Linked DNA regions of Homo sapiens: region 1 is linked to region 2. Evidence: chromatin contacts called from ENCODE Hi-C or POLR2A ChIA-PET data. All regions are on one chromosome and are shown on one strand. Each heading gives the region's core, a stretch centred on a gene start or an enhancer-like site at or near the end of the contact. The rest is flanking DNA. Distances are from core to core; before and after follow the strand shown. Region 1 has its middle 21 kb from the start of DEGS1. Region 2 holds the start of FBXO28 (F-box protein 28).

The links. A loop is a pair of places that touch in the nucleus more often than their neighbours do. ChIA-PET counts read pairs that join two places held with the same protein, here RNA polymerase II (POLR2A). Pooled maps may share reads with other maps.
Region 1: a pooled map shows a loop between it and region 2 (4-fold over the local background). The contact joins the enhancer-like site here to the promoter of FBXO28 in region 2. A Hi-C loop is called at or near these places in 2 of 168 maps with a recorded cell type or tissue (gastrocnemius medialis and sciatic nerve), 3 of 37 single-sample maps with no recorded cell type and 7 of 50 pooled maps. POLR2A ChIA-PET finds 5 or more read pairs at or near these places in 11 of 52 experiments (CD8-positive, alpha-beta memory T cell, H1, HEK293 and 8 more).

Annotation. Positions count from the first base shown.
Region 1 is chr1:224,200,789-224,207,031 of GRCh38, forward strand. No RefSeq gene overlaps it. Among named protein-coding and RNA genes, the nearest start is that of DEGS1, 21 kb to the left of the region's middle. RefSeq lists a silencer at 4,173-4,222. Within about 2 kb of position 4,128, at least 27 of the 41 ENCODE cell types and tissues checked have a DNase peak (open chromatin) inside an H3K27ac peak, as active enhancers do.
Region 2 is chr1:224,111,762-224,118,157 of GRCh38, forward strand. FBXO28 (F-box protein 28) reads left to right here and starts at 2,350. Exons shown (of 5, transcript NM_015176.4): 1 at 2,350-2,635. The coding sequence starts at 2,369. It overlaps LOC105373056 (a long non-coding RNA gene), which reads right to left and starts at 2,279. Exons shown (of 3, transcript XR_007066897.1): 1 at 2,174-2,279. RefSeq lists enhancers at 1,993-2,122, 2,143-2,202, 2,343-2,412.

The DNA.
Region 1 (6,243 bases), core at 2,878-5,377, 91 kb after region 2:
AGCTACTTGGGAGGCCGAGGCAGGAGAATCACTTGAACCTGGGAGGCAGAGGTCGCAGTGAGCCAAGATCGCACCATCGCACTACAGCCTGGGTGACAAGAGCAAAAATTCTGTCTCACAAAAAAAAAAAAAAAAAAAAAAAGTTTTTTTTTTGTTTTTCTTTTTTTGAGACAGGGTCTTGGTGGCGCATACCTGTCTTGGTGGCACGCACCTGTCATCCCAGCTACTCAGGAGGCCTGAAGTGCAAGAATCGCTTGAACCCGGGAGGCAGAGGTTGCAGTGAGCAGAGACTGCGCCACAACTACATTCCAGCCTGGGAGACAGAGTGAGACTCCATCCCCCCACCGCCCCCCAAAAAAAGGATCAGAGACAAGTGTAAGCAAATATTAGGAAAATGACACTCCCTATTTTAATCAAAATATGATCTCCTTGTAACATACACAATGTAAAGTAGATAATCTTATCCTTATTTTAGGGAGGAGGAAACTGAGAATCAAGGATGTTAGGTAACTTGCATCAAGTTGGCCAGCTTGATCTCTGAGTAGTGGCAGAACCAGAACCCGATTTGAACCAGCCTCACTCTAAGCCCCAGCCCTTGCCACACCACCACCACCCATCAATTACATATCCACAAAGAACCTCCGTCTGGTCACGTATGAAATGAGGGATTGCTGCCGTCCAGTTGGGAATCCTGGAGTCTGAATGCCCCACCACAGACGGCAGTGATCAGAAAGATATTCTTCTCTGGGGAGGGCTGGGCCCCATCCACTCCCCAGTCAACTCCCCACATTCCAGGGAGATGCAGTGAGCTCTTCTCTGCAGCCAGCTCAGGCTCATGACTGCACTGCCAGGGAAGAGAGTAACATTGCTCCAGACCCATTTGTACCTGACTGCTCTAAAGGTTACCTTGGATCTGGGAAAGTTTGCTGAGTAAATTAATAACATAAGCAAGGACGTAAGAAGAACTTTAACCTACCTCACAGAATTCTATACTAAGAGGCCAAACTGTTTTTGAGAACCAAAGGACAATGCATACAACGAGTCTGGTTATTCCTAGAGAATCCTAACTGGGAGCTGACAATATTGATGGGGCTCCTGCCAAGTGCCGGGGCCTGTGCTCATCTCTTTATGGACTGTTTCATCCTTACATTGGTATTATCCTCATTTTGCAGCCAAGAAAATAAACTAATAGGAAGGAATAAGTAACTTGTCTAAAGTCATGCAGCCAAAATTCTAACCCAATGTCTACAAAGTCCATGACATTGCATTTTTCTTTTTCTTTTTTTAATTAAAAAGAGACCAGGCCGGGCGTGGTGGCTCATGCCTGTAATCCCAGGACTTTGGGAGGCCAAGGTGAGTTGATCACTTGAGGCCAGGAGTTCAAGACCAGCCTGGCCAACACAGTGAAACCCCATCTCTAGTAAAAATACAAAAAATTAACTGGGTATGATAGCGTGCACCTGTAATCCCAGCTACTTGGGAGGCTGAGGCAGGATAATTGCTTGAACCTGGTAGGAGGAGGTTGCAGGGAGCCGAGATTGCGCCCCTGCACTCCAGCCTGGGTGACACAGGGAGACTGTGTCTCAAAAAAAAAAAAAAAAAAAAAGAGACTGGGTCCGGGCTCACTATGTTGCCCAGACTGCTCGTGAACTCTTTGTTGTTGTTGTTGTTGAGACAGAGTTTCCTTTAGCTCTTGTTGCCCAGGCTGAAGTGCAATGGCACGATCTCGGCTCACTGCAACCTCTGCCTCCCAGGTTCAAGCAATTCTCCTCCCTCAGCCTCCCGAGTAGCTGGGATTACAGGCACCCGCCACCACACCTGGCTGGCTAATTTTTGTATTTTTAGTAGAGACAGGTTTCACCATGTCGACCAGGCTGGTCTCGAACTCCTGACCTCAAGTGATCTACCTGCCTCGGCCTCCCAAAGTGCTGGGATTACAGGTGTGAGCCACTGAGCCTGGCTAAGAGAAAGGCCTTGAACTCTTAAATTCCTGGCCTCAAGCAATCCTCCCATCTCAGCCTCCCAAGTGCTGGGATTACAGGAGTGAGCCACTACACCTGGCCAATATTTGTGTTTTTTTTTTTTTTTTTGAGATGGAGTCTCACTCAATAGCCCAGGCTGGAGTACAGTGGCGCGATCTCTGCTCATTGCAGCCTCCATCTCCCGGGTTCAAGCGATTCTCCCACCTTAGCCTCCCGAGTAGCTGGGACTACAGGTGCATGCCACCACGCCTGTCTAGTTTTTGTATTTTTAGTAGAGATGGGGTTTCATGACGTTGGCCTCGAACTCCTGATCTCAGGTGATCTGCCCACCTCAACCTCCCAAAGTGCTGGGATTACAGGCGTGAACCACTATGCCCGGCCCAAAGTTTGTATTTCTTAAAAAGGATTTTACAATGATAATTTTCCTCAAATTCAGAGCCCGCTTTCTACTTAGTATAACTGATGGGGTTTTCTAATGATAATATGAACCGTCCCACTCCCAGGAACACAGGCAGCAGGCCAAGCAGTGGCTCTCAGTGAGGGTGAGTGTGTGGGTTGGGGGAGGGGCAGCCCATGAACACCCCAAGCTACTTCCACACTCCAATGGTCAGGAGAATGCAGAATTGAAAGCAGGAACAGGAGTCTGTGGCCTGGAGCTCACATTTAACCAAATAGTTTTCAGAGCTGGCTCAGAAACAGTTCTCCAAACCACAGCACTCTGCAAAGCCCAGCTGAGATCATCAGATGGCCATCCCAGGACAAGCAAGCAGAACTCCTCGGCCTGGGGTCCTGTTTGCCAAAAGGAATCTGGATGTTGTGAGTGCCTCAAGTCACTGACTCCCCCTCCTCATGACCAGGGGATGATGAGCAGCTGTTTAATAAGCCACCGGTGTCAAACCCGGTGGCCGGGGGCCCAGGAAGAACCCCGACTTGGGAGTGCAGCCCCTTAGGCATCTCAGAGCCAGGGACAGGAAAGAAAGACAGGTTGTGTTGCCAGTGTGACTGAAGCAAATTACCTTCCCTGGGCTGGTTTCCTTTATCTATCTTGTCTATCTTTTCTTACCTCCCTCCCGGGACCTTGAGATGCCTTGGAAATCAGATGGGAAAAGCACTGTCACTCACTGCAGGGGTTGTGGTAATGCTGGTTACTGATGCCACTGGGAACACCAAGCTACAGGAGTCAGTCATTTGGGACAGTGCCAGCAGTCAGAGCACAGGTCACACTTGTTCCAAACCATGGCAGTCGGTGCTTGCTGCCCAAACTATTGTCTGAGTTTATTTTTTAAGAAATAAAAAAAAAAATTATCATAGAATACAAAGAACATAAAATACACCATTGTTACCATTTTTTTTTTCTCTTTTTGAGACAGAGTCTCACTCTGTTGCCCAGGCTGGAGTGCAATGGTGCAATCTCAGCTCACTGCAACCTCTGCCTCCCGGGTTCAAGCAATTCTCCTGCCTCAGCCTCCCAAGTAGATGGGATTACAGGCGCCCACCACTGCACCTGGCTAATTTTTTTTTGTATTTTTAGTAGAGATGGGGTTTCACCATATATGGTCAGGCTGGTCTCAAACTCCTGACCTCAGGTGATCCACCCGCCTCGGCCTCCCAAAGTGCTGGGATTACAGGCATTAGCCAACGCACCCAGCCCATTGTTACCATTTTCACGTGTCCAGTTCAGGAGTATTACATACATTCACATTGTTATGCAACCTATCTCCAGAACTTTTCATCTTGAAAATCTGAGATTCAAAAAATAAAAATAAAAAAATGAAAGAAAAAGAAAAAAAAAATAAAAAGAAGAAGAAGGAAAAAAGAAAAACCGAAATTCCATGCTCATTAAACAGCTCCCTATTTTCCCTCCCCCAGCCCCTGGCAACTAGCACTTTACTTTCTGTTTCTATAAATTTGACTTGAGTATTTTTTTTTTAATCAACAAAACTCTTAACTTGCACTGTCAATATATTCCAAATATTCCAATATATTCCAAAATATTCCACAGCAGGCCTGGGTCATGCTGGATTAGCAAAGACAAGGACTGGCCTAGATGGAGTCACACCCTCCCCAGCCTTGGGTTTGGGTAATTCTCAACACCCTAATTCATTCTCCCCTGGCAGCTGGAGAGACCCGTGGGACAGCCACTCACTGCAGAAGGGGCTGGTGAGAGACATGCTCGTCATCTCCGAGGGCCTGGCTCTGCGCCAGCCACACACTTATCTGCCTGCTCCATCTCCGGAGTTTCTGTCTCTGAGCTTTGGCAATGGAAGTTGTGCTTCCACTATTAGCCAACACCGAGCTGGACTCTGGTAACTGACACAGCCGTGCATCTAGTGTAGCTCGGGTTGAGATGACTTGGCTTTTTTTTTTTTTTTTTTTTTTTTGAGACGGAGTCTCGCTCCGTCACCCAGGCTGGAGTGCAGTGGCGGGATCTCGGCTCACTGCAAGCTCCGCCTCCCGGGTTCACGCCATTCTCCTGCCTCAGCCTCCCGAGTAGCTGGGACTACAGGCGCCCGCCACCACGCCCGGCTAATTTTTTGTATTTTTAGTAGAGACGGGGTTTCACCGTGTTAGCCGGGATGGTCTCGATCTCCTGACCTCGTGATCCGCCCGCCTCGGCCTCCCAAAGTGCTGGGATTACAGGCGTGAGCCACCGCGCCCGGCCGACTTGGCTTTTTAAATTGCCTTCTATGAATATATATTTGTCCTAAGACTGGACTGGCCACATGAAATCAGGTTTTCAAAACGGAACTGCCTGTGAGGATGTGTGAGTGTGGATGTCAGGTGGCAAGGGGCTGAGAAGGAAAGTGCAAGGGGGCCTCCCATCCCACATGACTCACACGTTGCTCACATACACACACCCAGCCCCCCCCCCCCAACCCCAACACACACACGCAGGGCTGTAAACCATATGATTAGGCTCCTGCCTGACTCTCCCAGGCCATCTCTCCCTGTGGTCCAGCCACCATGGGCTGCTTTCTGCTCCAAACACACTCAGGATTGCTGTGTCCCAGGGCCTGCTTGGTGTCCTCTGCGTAGACACTAGACCAGAGCTCACAGAGCCACCTCCCTCTCAATAATCAGCTCTCAGCTCAAATGCCACCTCTTTAAAGAAGACTTCCTTAGAAACGGCCTGATTTCTAGTTTCACCAAAAACTGACCCTGAGATGAGAATTTGGGTATATGGCTTATTTGGAAGGTGATCCTGAAATGAGTGAGAAAAGGAAATCCAAAAAAGCAGGCCAGTAAAGCGTGTGTCACTTAAGGAGCAGGTAACCACTGTAGGCAACTGGAGCTCATTCCCCAGGACTCCTGAGAGCTCTCGCAATGTCCCACCAATGGTTACAGAGGTGTTTGCCTTGGAGTAATTCATTAAGCTGCACGTTTGCTCTGTGTATTTTTCTGTATCTGGATTTTACAATACAAGATTTTTTGTTTTGTGTTTTGTGTTTTTTGAGACAGAGTCTCGCTCCGTCACCCAGGCTGGAGTGCAATGGTACGATCTCGGCTCACTGCAACCTCCGCCTCCCAGGTTCCAGCGATTCTCCTGCCTCAGCCTCCTGAGTAGCTGGGATTACAGGCACCTGCCACCATGCCTGGCTAATTCTGGTATTTTTTTAGTAGAGATGGGGTTTTACCATGTTGGCCAGGCTGGTCTCAAACTCCCAACCCCAGGTGATCCGCCTGTCTTGGCCTCCCAAAGGACTGGGATTACAGGTGAGAGCCACCATGCCTGGCCATTTTTTGTTTTTTGAGAGAGTCTCACTCTGTCACCCAGGCTGGTGTGCAATAGCGTAATCACTAAGTGCAGCCTTGACCTCCCAGGCTCCAATGATCCTCCTACCTCAGCTGATACTACAGGCATATGCCACTGTGAAAGAAAAATAAACCTTGGAGCCCTAAAAGCACTAAGCTAAAGGGAAAAGTCAAGATGGGAACTGCTAGGACAAACCTACCTCCCATTCTGTTGAAAGTCATTTCTCTGCTCAGCTGGGCAGGTGGCTCATGCCTGTAATCCCAGCACTTTGGGAGGCCGAGGCAGGCAGATCACGAGGTAAGGAGATTGAGACCATCCTGGCTAACATGGTGAAACCCCATCTCTACTAAAAATACAAAAAATTAGCCGGGCATGGTGGCAGGTGCCTGTAGTCCCAGCTACTCGGGAAGCTGAGACAGGAGAATGGCGTGAACCCAGGAGGTGGAGCTTGCAGTGAGCGGAGATCATGCCACTGCACTCCAGCCTGGGTGATAGAGCAAGAGTCCG
Region 2 (6,396 bases), core at 1,100-3,599:
AACGTGGCAAAACCCTGTTTCTACAAAAAAAAATCAAAAATTATCCAGGTGTGGTGGCACACACCTGTAGTCCCAGCTACTCAGGAGGCCAAGGTTGGGGGATTGCTTGAACCCAGGCGGTGGAGGCTACAGTGAGCCATCATCCTGTCATTGCACTCCAGTCTGGGCAACAGAGCAAGATGCTGCCTCAATAAACAAAAAAAATTACTGATCACAGCTCACCATAACAGATATAACAATAATAAAAAGTTTTAAATATCAGAGGAATTATCAAAATGTGACAGAAAGAAACAAGGTGAACACATGCTGTTGGAAAAATGGCACCAAGAGACTTGCTCAAGGGTTGCCACAAACCTTCAATTCATTTTTAAAAACGCAATATCTGAGAAGCACAAGAAAGCAAAGTGTAAAATACAAAGCATGCGGCCGGGCGCCATTGCTGCCTGTAATCCCAGCACTTTGGGAGGCTGAGGTGGGTGGATCACAAGGTCAGGAGTTCGAGAGCAGCCTGGCCAAGATGGTGAAATCCCGTCTCTACTAAAAATACAAAAATTAGCCAGACGTGATGGTGGGCGCCTGTAATCCCAGCTACTCAGGAGGCTGAGGCAGGAGAATTGCTCGAACCAGCTGACATCGCACCACTGCACTCTAGCCTGGGTGACAGAGCAAGACTCCATCTCAAAAAAATAAATAAATAAATAAAGGAAAATAATAGAAGCATGCTTATCCTTCAATGTGTATTTCCTAAAGACAAAGACATTGTCTTATATGACCATAATACAATTACCCAAATCGAAAAATTTAATATGATTACAGTATAATCTAATATACTGTCCATTTTTAAATTTTGCCAGTTGTCACAATAACGTTCTTCATAGTTATTTCTTCCTTAATCCAGGATCCCATCCAGGATCACCCATAGATTTAGTTGCCCTGTCTCTTTAGTATCCTTTAATCTGCCACAAACCCTTAGTCTTTGTCTTTTGTAACGTTAACACTTTTGAATAATTTATGGGCCCGTCATCTAGCGATGTCTACCTCAAACGCAACTCGTGCTTTTTTTGCATGAATACTACATTATGCTGCGTCCTTTTCAGGGTATTATATTAATAGGCATATGATATTGGCTCCTCCTATAACTGTGGCGTTAGTCTTGATCATTTGGTTATGATGGTGTCCACCAAATTTCTCTATTGTAAACTTTTTTTTTTTTTCTCGCTCTGTTGCCCAGGCTGGAGTGCAGTGGCAGGCTGACGGTTCGCTGCAGCCTCGAACTCGTGTGGCTCAAGCAATCCTCCCATCTCAGCCTCACGAGTAGCTAGGACCATAGGACCTAGCCACCACATTTGGCTAATTTTTTGTATTTTTTGTAGAGATGGGGTTTCTCCACGTTGCCCAGGCTGGTCTCCAACTTCTGGGCTAAAGTGATTCTCCCGCTTCAGCCTTCCAAAGTGCTGGATTACAGGCGTGAGTCAACACGCCCAGCCTTGTAAACTATTTCTTTTCATCTTTGTAAATAATACATAATTTATGGGGAGTTATTTTGAGACTATGGAAATATCATGTTCCTCATCACGTTTACCTCCTAGTTTTAGTACCTTTTGATGATTCTTGCCTAAATCAGTTATTAGAATACAATTCATATATGATAAAATTCATTAAAGTATATAGTAATTCAGTGGTTTTTGTATATTCATACGGTTGTGTAACCATCACCGCTAATTCCAGAGCATTTTTATCACCCCGAAAATGAAACCCTTCACCCATTAGCACTCATTTCCCCATTTCCCCCAGCCTCTGGCGACCACTAATCTACTTTTTATCTCTATGGATTTGCCTATTTAAGACATCCTATATAAATGCAATCATACAATATGTGGTCCTTTGTGTCTAACTTATTTCACTTAATATGTTCTCACGGTTCATTCATGTTGTAGTTCTTATTGATATTTCATACCTTTTTATTTGCCTAAATCAATCATTTCTATGATTCCTAAAAAATGGTGCTAGTCTAACTACATTATTTCCATCTACACTTACTAGGCAACATCTTTATCATCCATTGTCAGGAAGCCCTTTAAGAAAACTGCACAGTGAAGTTCATTTTAATAAATAGGGTTTCCTTGCTCTCAAGTAGTTACTAATCTTAGACAAAAGGGTCTAGGATGACCACCTTTCTTGAGGTTTACATGATCTTCCCTGACTTCCACTTGAAAGGCACCCTGTGAGTCTCTCTCCGCCTGTTATCCCACAGGCTCCTCCCCACTCCTCCAGGTACCCCTTCCCCGGCGGCTGCAGGAGGAGGAAGTGACGCACCGGAAGTGTCCCTGTTCCCCTTGCTGTGGGGGTAAGGAATCAAGCCCCCAAGATGGCGGCAGCGGCGGAGGAGCGGATGGCAGAGGAAGGAGGCGGCGGCCAAGGCGACGGCGGTTCCTCTTTGGCCTCCGGCTCTACCCAGCGACAGCCTCCACCGCCCGCGCCACAGCACCCGCAGCCGGGGTCCCAGGCGCTCCCAGCCCCCGCGCTGGCTCCGGACCAGCTGCCTCAAAACAACACGCTTGTGGCGCTGCCCATCGTAGCCATCGAGAACATCCTCAGCTTTATGTCCTACGACGAAATTAGCCAGCTCCGCCTGGTGAGGCCCCCGCAGAACTCCTGCCTCCCTCTCCCCCCGGCCGAGGTCTGGGAGATGAGAAGGGAGCGCGTTCCCCGGGAAGGGAGCCCCCCGCGAGCCCCAGCCGGCTACAGATCTGGGAGGGAGCCGCTCCCGTCCCGAACTCTCCCTTGGCGTCAGTCAGCAGGAGTGGGCTGGTTCCCGATTGCGTCCTAGCTGCGGAGCTGGGGTTACTTCCTGAGGGGACTTCGCCTTGGGGGCTCCTTGCCCCCCGCCCGGAAGCGGGCCCTCTACGGGAGGGGTAGCGGAGTTGGTCTTCCCACCTTCCGCCTGGCCCGAGAGTAGACCCGGAGAGGTCATGTCGCCTGCCTTTTGTATGCCGCTTCCAGCCCCCGGCCTGGGTTTGGGGAGAAAACTCAGAAGTAGGCAGATGATCCCAGCCAGGTTTGGTTTATCTTGCAAGAATAACGAATTGTTCCCCACCCCAACCACCCAAGTTTTCTTGTTCGAGAAGATTGAGTAGACTAAGGTGGCTCAGTGACCCCAAACCCAGGTAGAGGTTCCGAAGAATTCGAACGTGTTTACTTAGCGTTAGCCCCAGCGCCCTAATTGACCACTAAAGTAGAGCCTTGGGAAATGACCATTCCTGCTTTGCCTCATCCTAACGCTTCCCACCGTAGAGAAGCAACTTACCCCTTGACGGGTTTTTTCTCTTTTGCAATTTATTTTTAACTAGTGATTTACGCCCACCCACCTGCTTTAGGAGAGGTTTCTTTATACCTTAAAATCACAATAGGTCAGTCCATGATTTTTAAAAATAATGAATTTGCCATTGGGGTTTTACTTCACTCCAGAGGTTTGAAGATGTGGTGATTGTTAGTTCAGTTAGATATTTTGCTGCCTTTCAATGAAATTATCTTTAAGTGGTAAAGAAATTGAAGGAGGTGGACATTTTGAAGTGATTGCAAACCGATTCCATGGAGAAGCTAAATCTGTGCTGGGAATTGTTTTTAAGAGGACAAAGATATTTCTGAATGTGCTGTGTATAACATCTTCTTATTACTCAATATGCTATATTGTAGGCATACACCTCCACTTTCAAGTGGATTATAATTACATTTTTAAAGGAAATCATAACATTTTTAAAAGAGAACTTATAAATATTAATTCAAACTGATGGCCAATTTTTTTTCTAGTCAACACAGCAGTTCAACCATGCCAGTCTGCAGGATGGAAAATTTCTTCAGCTGAAAATAGATATTTCACAATTGATTGCCTCTGAATTTCCAAAACGTTTTCATTCTAGAATTTCATGTAGAATCTTAAATATTCCTTCAGATTTTTACAAACAGTGGCGTTTAATCAAAATTCGCGCTGTACATATACAGTGTTTGGAAAATTGGGCATATAACATTTGATTGAATTGAACCATTCAACCAGACAATGGCTTTGTAAATCTTGGAATATTCACAGTTCTGTTTTGTAAGTGTTGAGAAAAACTGAGTTTTATTTGTTTGTTGATCATTTTACTATTTTAAAAAAATGTAGTGGGGAGGGGGGAACCAGCCTGTCCTAACTAGAGTTAAAACACATCCCACAACTTATGAATAAATGACATCTCTGTCAGGTGAGATATTCAGCTGCATTCTTAATTTTTAAGCAGTTTTCTGGCCTTTTAAGGTTATAAATTTATAATTTCAAACTCAGATTTTTCATAAGGAGTCCCTTCAGTACAACTGCCCACCCCCAGGAAAAGATTCTGCCCCGTTTTACATGTGCAAATATGATTTTTGAGTAATGGGGAACTATTTTTTTTACTTAAGGCTAATGGATAATTCTTGAATAGATTAAATGGATAATCCTTTGTGGGGAGTTGGAAGTGTCTTTGCTTGGAAGGTACAATTCAAGTAACGTTAGAAAAGAAAGATGTTCTTTTTTGCCACTAGGTGTCAGCATTAATTTAATTATGATCTTTTCTGAAATTGGCAGTCAAGAGAGTACCTAGGTGAGCTGTACATGCCTTCTTAAGTAGCCATTTATACCTAAAGAATCGTTTGCAAAAAATCAAGGGACTTTAGTGTATGCTGCTATCTGACATATAAGTTACGTAGTTCTCTTCATTGTAAGCATATTTTTGAGTGGAATTAAGGCTGGATATGCTTTGAAGGGGGTAATATTAAGAACAGAATTAGTTTTCATAAAGCTAAATGTCAGTTGTTAGGTAGGAGTTAGTTTATGTATTGTTCAGGGACTTTTTTTCTTCCTTCTCAGTTTGCTTGTCTTATTGGAACCTCAGTTACAACTTTGCTTAGCATCTAATGTAGACAATAAATAGGTACACAATCCATGTACTTACTACTCTGCATTTTCTTTAAAAGATTTGCTCTAGGTTGAAATTGCTACAATAACATTTTTCAGTTATTTGTACTGTTTAGTTGATAATAGTCTTTGCTTCCTCTTACCATGAATAACTGATTTCCAAGGGACTGTGTGAATGCCTTATTAAATTGGATTTTTGGCTGGGCGCAGTGGCTTACACCTGTAATGCCACCACTTTGGGACGCCGAGGTGGGCAGATCACCTGAGGTCAGGAGTTCAAGACCAGCTGGCCAACATGGTGAAACCCCATCTTTATAAAAATACAAAAATTAGCCAGGCATAATGGTGGGTGCCTGTAATCCCAGCTACTTGGGAGACTGAGGTGGGAGAATTGCTTGAACCTGGGAGGCAGGGGTTGCACAACGTGAGCCGAGATCGCCGTCTCAAAAATAAAAATAAAAATAAATTGGATTTTTTTTTTTTTTTTTTTGAGACGGAGTCTCGCTCTGTCACCCAGGCTGGAGTGCAGTGGTGCCATCTTGGCTCACTGCAGCCTCCACCTCCTGGGGTTCAAGCGATTCTCCTGTCTCAGCTTCCTGAGTAGCTGGAACTACAGGCGCACGCCACCATGCCCGGCTAATTTTTCGTATTTTAGTAGAGACGGGGTTTCACCATGTTGCCCAGGCTGGTCTCGAACTCCTGAGCTCAGGCAATCCACCCACCTAGGCCTGAATTTATTTATTTTATTTTATTTTATTTTATTTTTTGGCCATTGACTATTGATCAAAAGATGTATCCTGAGTCTGGTGGTTTCACAGAAATTACTCCTTAAATATTTAACTCCTCCAATGTAAAATTATTTGGCTGAACACAACCTTTGAAATGACAAAACATGTACTTTGAGTTGTTTTTCCAGTAAAACAGAGAAATTTGTGCTGATGCAGCATTAGTATGTCACCCAGGCCCCCTTGGCAGGTGGGTGAGAGACTCTGAAACAAGTGGCAAAGGTTAAGAAGTGAGATCCTGGCTCACTTACAGTGCGGTGGCTCACGCCTGTAATCCCAGCACTTTGGGAGGCCAGGGTGGGCGGATCACTTGAGGTCAGGAGTTCGATACCAGCCTGGCCAACATGGTGAAACCCCATCTCTACCAAAAATATAAAAAATTAGCCAGGCGTGGTGGCACACGCCTGTAATCCCAGCTACTTGGGAGGCTGAGGCTTTGAACCTATGTAACTTTGGCTTATGAGCATTATATTCTTACCTACTGAAAAACAAGTATAGGGAGCTTTTTAATTAATTAATTAATTTATTTATTTATTTATTTATTTATTTATTTTTAATTTTTGAGACAGGGTCTCCCTCTGTCGCCCAGGCTGGAATGCAGCGGCGTGATCACAGCTCACTGAAGCCTTGATTTCCTGTATTTTTTGTGGAGATGTGATTTCTCCATGTTGCCCAGGC